Linked DNA regions of Homo sapiens: region 2 is linked to region 1. Evidence: chromatin contacts called from ENCODE Hi-C data. All regions are on one chromosome and are shown on one strand. The core of a region is the stretch at or near the end of the contact, and the rest is flanking DNA. Distances in the headings are between cores, read along the strand shown. Region 1 overlaps CUX1 (cut like homeobox 1). Region 2 holds the start of ORAI2 (ORAI calcium release-activated calcium modulator 2).

The links. Hi-C counts contacts between places; a loop is a spot of excess contacts on that map. Pooled maps may share reads with other maps.
Region 2: a pooled map shows a loop between it and region 1 (7-fold over the local background). The contact joins the promoter of ORAI2 here to the enhancer-like site in region 1. A Hi-C loop is called at or near these places in 9 of 37 single-sample maps with no recorded cell type and 4 of 50 pooled maps.

The regions. Positions count from the first base shown.
Region 1 is chr7:101,989,058-101,992,486 of GRCh38, reverse strand. The region is part of intron 2 of CUX1 (cut like homeobox 1); the gene reads right to left. Among named protein-coding and RNA genes, the nearest start is that of CUX1, 170 kb to the right of the region's middle. RefSeq lists enhancers at 1,201-1,260, 2,800-2,849, 2,745-3,429. Within about 2 kb of position 1,531, at least 5 of the 41 ENCODE cell types and tissues checked have a DNase peak (open chromatin) inside an H3K27ac peak, as active enhancers do.
Region 2 is chr7:102,431,965-102,435,403 of GRCh38, reverse strand. It overlaps ORAI2 (ORAI calcium release-activated calcium modulator 2), which reads right to left and starts at 1,829. Exons shown (of 4, transcript NM_001126340.3): 1 at 1,743-1,829. RefSeq lists silencers at 1,420-2,199, 2,230-2,369.

The DNA of each region.
Region 1 (3,429 bases), core at 282-2,781:
ACGGGTGGGCATCTGTGGTGAGGTAACAGTCTCGTTAGCTGACACCTCCCTTCTATGCACACCAGTCTCCCCAATCAAAAAAGAAACAGAGTGGAGTTTAAGTTGGCCACTTTCAACCTTTTTTTGTAGTTTTAACTGCAGAAGGCCATTTTCAAATAAAATTTTACAGGGATGCACAATACTGCTGAGCAGGTAAAAACAGGGTCGCACTGGTTGAAGATGGGAGGGGGTGGGTTTTAGGTTGCCCCCCAACCCCGTCCCACTTTCCCCTGTGCTTTAAGGAGCTCAGTAGGAAAGCTCTGGCTAGAAGAAGTGCACCCCCCTCCAAGCCTCTTTCTACCCTGACTTTCTGTGACTGTAGCCACACTTACCTGATTATACAGTCCACAACTCTAAGATGTGACCTTGGCCACTTGGCCCATGTAAACAAAGTCTAGATTAACCTACTGATACATATTTTTGAAACGGAATCTCACTATGTTGCCCAAGTTGGTCTCGGACTCCTGGGCTCAAGAGATGCTCCTGCCTCCCCCAAGGAGCTGGGACTCCAGGCATGTGCCACCATGCCCTGCTAATTTTTTATTTTTTGTAGAGATGAGGTCTTGCTATGTTGCCCAGACTGGTCTTGAACTCCTGAACTCAAGTGATCCTCCAGCCTCCTGAGTGGCTGGGACTATAGGTGTGTGCATGGTGCCTGGCTACTAACTGATTTTTTTTTTTTTTTTTTTGAGATGAAGTCTCACTCTGTTCCCCAGGCTGAAGTGCAGTGGCGCGATCTCAGCTCACTGCAACCTCTGCCTCCCGGGTTCAAGTGATTCTCCTGCCTCAGCCTCCCGAGTAGCTGGGATTACAGGTGCACACCACCACGTCCAGCTAATTTTGGTATTTTTAGTAGAGACAGGGTTTGGCCATATTGGCCAGGTGGGTCTGGAACTCCTGACCTCAAGTGATCCACCCCCCTCGGTCACCCAAAGTGCTGTGATTACAGGCATGAGCCACCACACCCGGCCCCAACTGATATTTTTAAAAGAAGCAGACATCACAGAAATAAAAATCCAATACATAGGCTAGATGGCTATGAATTCTAGCGGAAGTTGGTCAACAAAACAGAGACATGACTTGAATCCCATAAAGATACACACACACATCTGCTACGCGCCCTGGCTTCTCTTGCCCACATTTTAGCTGGTGTCCCAGAACTCATCCGCTATGCTGCCCACGACGGTGGTGGTGTAGGGGGACCTACAAAGCTTCGTTTCAAACACTGCTTGTGTTTTGACAGCCTTTTTCTTTTTTACGGTATTTTTAAAGAAGTGAAACTAGAAGTACTGGATCTCATAAGCCACCCGGGGGAAGCGTTCCCCTTCTGAACCTGTGGGTGCGGGGCTAGGGACAGATGCTGCCTCAGTAGCAGCACCTAGCTGACCTGACAAGCCACCTGTATCTATGGGCGCTGGTTCAAATCCCAGGGGAGGTTTAAAAAGCGTTGATGAGACTCCGTAAAGATGCGGAAATACATATCTGAGAGGAAAAGAGCATTTCAAAACCCTCCTGTGGCTTTTATCCTATGGCACTTTACCCCCAGGGACCTGAGCGGCGCTGTGAGTTGCAGGTGCAAAGGGCTCAGAGCCAGGGGAGAATCACAGAAGACACAGAGCCCAGCAGTCCTCCCTGACCACGGAAGGGGATGTAGGAGAACCCTGGGCTCATGGCACTGACATTTAGCAGCCACTGTATGTTTTGGTCTTGTCTCAAGAGTGTTTTCCCCATTTATCCCATGTACTTTTTTGTTTTAAAGAGATGGGGTCTGGGCCAGGCGCGGTGACTCACACCTGTAATCCCAGCACTTTGGGAGGCCGAGGTGGGAGCGTCACTTGAAGTCAGGAGTTCACGATCAGCCTGGCCAACATGGTGAAACCCCATCTCTACTAAAAATACAGAAATTAGCCAGACATGGTGGTGGGCACTTGTAATCCCAGCTACTTGGGAGGCTGAGGCAGGAGAATCGCTTGAACCCAGGAGGCGGAGGTTGCAGTGAACCAAGATCTCACCACTGCACTCCAGCCTGGGTGAGATTCCATCTCAAAAAAACAAAACAAACAAACAAACAAACAAACAAACAAAAGAGATGGGGTCTGGCTCTGTTGCCCAGTCTGGAATGCAGTGGCACAATCATAGCTCACTACTGCCTTGAACTCCAGGGCTCAAGCAATCCTTTTGCCTCAGCTTCCCAAATAACTTCATCTACGGGGACTACCACGCCCAGCTAATTTAAACCTTTTTTTTTTCCTTAAGAGATGGGGTCTTACCATGTTGTCCAGGCTGGTCTCAAAATCCCGGGTTCAAGAGATCATCTTGCCTCTGCCTCTCAAGTAGCTGGAATTACAGGTGTGAGCCACTGCACCCGCCCATGCCTCTTATTTGCATGCAGATGCTATTCTGACATGAAACCTTTCACTCAAATATTTCTCTACAATGGAGTCTCTCCACAGTCGGGCCATGGCTCCACTGTGGTGAGGCTATCAATTCATTTAAAGTGGTTTCCCACAGCAAAAGCTGCACCTGCGTGCAAGCGATGCCCACACCGAGCGTGTACGGACAGACTTTGAGTGTCTTCTATCAGGCGGGTTCCTGCTCCAGGCCCACCTTGTCCATGAGGCTAACCCAGGGCTGACCTTAGCATGTGCCCACTCTTCTGTACACCCAGAATCCAAGGGGTGGGAAGGACGGGGGTAGGAGCAGGAAATAAGTGTGTGGCCCAGCTGGAGGAGATGGTGTTGGGGTCAGAACACCTGTACCACCTTCAAAATTCCCCCAAACTCCCTGCAAAAGCCCCGGTGAGAATCTCACCAGTCTCAGCTTCCATCCAATGACAGGGCTGAGCTCTCCACCTCCATGGTGTCTTCGAGCTCTTAAATGCCAGGGCCTTACATTAAAATTCACACCAGAGCACAGTGAAGCAACAGAACGCTCCACTCGGGTTTGAATTTGGGCTCCGGGACCTTCCATGGGGGCTTACAGACTTTCCTAACATTTCCCATCTGAGAAATCCAGGGATTATTAACCTACCCCAGCAGGATGCTAGAGGCTGAGATGAAATCACGGCTGGCCAGTGCGGCACGCCGAGCCTCGGCACACGGTCAGCCACGCCTGCTATTTCGATTGTTATCACTGGTCGGCGCAGACATCGTTCCAGGCGAGGTGCCATTGGGGACACGTGGAACCAGATACCACCTGAGGTCTCCGGTTCTGCAGCTGGGTGGAGGACGGAGGCCTGCATGCTACAGAGTCGGGCAGGATGAGGTGACGTCGGTGCTGGGGGAATAGGAAGGAAGGGGGCTGAGGGCTGGGAAGGTTCATGGAGGGGCAGGCCCCTGAGCCGAGCCTTGGAGGAGGAGCAGAATCTGATGGAATGAGGAAGCCTTGCTT
Region 2 (3,439 bases), core at 580-3,079, 440 kb before region 1:
TGCATGCCAAAGTGCCTCATGCCTGTAATCCCAGTGTTTTGTGAGGCCAAGGTGGGAGGATCACCTGCGGCCAGGAGCTGGAGACCAGCCTAGGCAACAGAGTAAGACGCTGTCTCTAAAAATAATTTTTTTTGACATGGGGTCCTGCTGTGTTACCAAGGCTGGAGTGCAGTGGCACAATCTCAGCTCCCTGCAAATTCTACCTCCCAGGCTCAAGCGATCCTCCCGCCTCAACCACCCGAGTAGCTGGGACTACATGTGTGTGCCACCATACCTGGCTAATTTTTGGTATTTTTGGTAGAGACAGGGTTTTGCTATGTTGGCCAGGCTGGTCTAGAACTCCTGAGCTCAAGTGATCCGCCCACCTTGGCCTCCCAAAGTGCTGAGATTATAGGCATGAACCACTGCGCCTGGCCTCTAAAAAGAATTTTAAAAAAGAGGGACCTTTCCTCAAAGACAAGATGCTGCCTGCATGGAAGGATTCCGAGAGACGGGAAGGCCACTCCAGGTGTACATGTGGGGTGGCTCTCCTTGTCCAGGAGATATGGAGGGAAGACTGGCTGCCACCTGGGGGGTGGAGGGGGCAGGGAGATGTGGGTGGAAGACACTTGGAGCCTGGGGCTGTGGAATGAGCCAGAGGGTCTGGGCAGCATGACTGGGCGTCCAGCCACAGGAGAATGGAAGAAATTGGTGAGTGGAACGGTCTGGGCACTGCTAGATCATTCTGGTTTGGGACCACAGTTCAACCCAGGGAAATGGCTGGCCGACTGGCAGGAGTGGGACGCAAGGGAGAGCCTGGTGGCCTCCAAAGGAAGGAAGGGTGAACAAGAGGGATGCCCCATCAGTAAGGGTGGGCTGGGCTCAGGTCTGAGAGTGGAGGTGAAGAGCTCAGGGCAGTGAGGGCTGAGGGTGGCTTCCTGGGAGCCGCCAGGCCTCCCATGCCCCATCGGTGAGGCCCTGCAGATGTCCCCAGAGTGGGTGGGATTGTGGAGGAAACGATGTCTGTCTGCCTGGAGCTGGGTCTTGAGACAGGTCTCCAGGTCTCGAAGGAGCAGCCCAGGAGGGGGTTCAAATCCATCCTTTATGTTCCCAATGCCAACTGTGTGTGCCAGGCCCGGTGGCCCAGGGGGAGGGACAGAGTCTGGGCCTCACACTGGATCCCAGGCAGGGGGTGGGGTGGGGCAGGATGGAGCCCTGTACTTCTGTCAGGTGGCACAGACCCTAGAGGATGCTCCGGGACTGAACCTTGTGGGGTTGCTTTTTTTTTTTTTTTTTTTTTTTTGCTTTAATGAGCAGTCCGAGAAAACAGGTCTTGTAGAATAACGCGATCCCCTCTCTAGAGATGAGCTTTTCTTCCTGGCTGGCCTACTGGACACATTTCCAGAGGGCGGTCTTGGAGTTTGACTTCCTCTAAGCATCTGGGGCACCGGCAATGGCGAGTGTCTCTCTCCAGCAGGCGCACTGGGAGGGGGCCTCCCAGGGGCGCTAGGCTGCATCCCTGTCCCTCCCCCAGGGACGCCCCGGTGTCCGGAACCGGCTGCGCCGCCGACCCTGATCCTCTGGGCGCCGCACCCCGCCAGGGATCCCGCGGGGTGGAGGTCACCAACCCCGGATGGGTAGTGACCGCGCCCGGGCAGCCTACAGTCGTCCCCTTCCCCGCCGAGCGTCCCCGGTCCAATTCCGGCCCCCCCAGCCGCAGGGACCCCGCTCCCCGCGCCAGGCCCCCGCGCCGCCACACTCACCGGAGCTGCCCTCGCCCCGCCCGGCTCGGCTCCCGCTCGGACTGCGTGGCCGCGTGGCCTGTGGCCCAGTGGCCCGGCCGGGGCGCCGAGCGCGGCCCCCTCCCTCCTTCCGCCGGTCGCGCGGGGTCCCCCGGCCCCGCCTCCACCCCGCCCCCGCGGCCGCCGCAGCCGCTGCCAAGGCAACCAGGCGCCGCCAACACGTGACCCACCCGCGGGAGAGCCGCGGCCACGTCACCCGCCGGGCCGGGAGGGGCGGGGCTGGCGGCGCCTCCTCGGAGAGTGGGGGGGTGGGGGTCCCCGCCTCACCTGGAACCACCCCGGGATCGCGCGAGGGAGAGGAGCAGGGGAGGTGGGAAGACCCCGACCCGCGCGCATCCCTCCTGCCCCAGCTCCTGTCCCCGGCCCCAGCTCTGGGAGTCAAGGCGAGGCCCCCCACCGCCCCATCGGGGGTCCGGCTACCCACAGACCACGAGCTGGGCTTTCCCTGCCCCTGGGTCCGGGCGCAAAAGGGGAGCCCCAGGCTTGGCAGGGTGAGCCTCGGGGGGTGCCCAGCATTGGACGCTGGCTGCGTAGAGGGGCGGGGAGTGGGGACAGGGCGGGCGGGTGCAGGTGGGCAGTGGAGGGGAAAGGAAGGTGGGGAGGGGAGAATCCGTCTGGCCACGCCCGAGTTTTCACAGGATTTTTTTTTTTATTTTTTTGAGACAGGGTCTGGCTCTGTCGCCCAGGCTGGACTGCAGTGGTGCGATCACGGTTCAATGCAGCCTCGAATTCCTGAGCTCGAGTGATCCTCTGCCCTCAGTCACCCAAAGTGCTGAGGCTACATGTAGGCAGGAGCCACCACACCGTGGTAGTTTTTAAAAAATTTGTTTTTGTTTGTTTTTTGAGAGGGAGTTTTGCCCTGTCACCCAGGCTGGAGTGCAGTGGTGCCATCTTGGCTCACTGCAACCCCCGACCCCGGGGTTGAAACGATTCTCCTGTCTCAGCCTCCGAGCTACAGGTGCACGCCACTAGCCTGGCTACTTTTTTGTATGTTTAGTAGAGATGGGGTTTCACCATGTTGGCCGGACTGGTCTTGAACTCCTGACCTCAGGTGATCCTGCCTGCCTCGGCCTCCCAAAGTGCTGGGATGATACATGTGAGCCACTGTGCCCAGCCAAAAAAAAAAAAAAAAATTCTTTTTTTAGAGATAGAGTCTTCCTGTATTGCCCAGACTGGTCTTAAACTCCTGGCCTCAAGCAATCCTCTCTTAGCCTCTCAAAGCACTGGGATTACAGGCATGTGCCACAATGTCCAGCTAATTTTTAAATTTTTTAAAAAAATTGAGATGGGTCTTGCTATGTTGCCTCTGCTGGTCTCGAACTCCTGGGCTCAAGTGATCCTCCCACCTCAGCCTCCCAAAGTGCTGGGCATAGAGGCATGGGCCACCTTGCTTGGCCCCTGCCCAGGGTGTTGGATGGCACCATGAAGAGCTTGCACTGAGCTAATTGGGGGTTGCCACCCAGAGTGCACTGCCACTCACAGACCCAGCGAGACCCCTGGGGTCCCAACTTCAGTGCAGCGTGCTGTCCTTCTCATGCTGTTCGCAGACAGCAGCAAAGAGTTTCTGCTGTGCCCTGGCCCCTTCCACTCCCTACTGCAGGGAGCCTCTCACCTTTAACGGTGAATTCTCTGCGGTTTTACGAGCGAGGCAGTCAAAC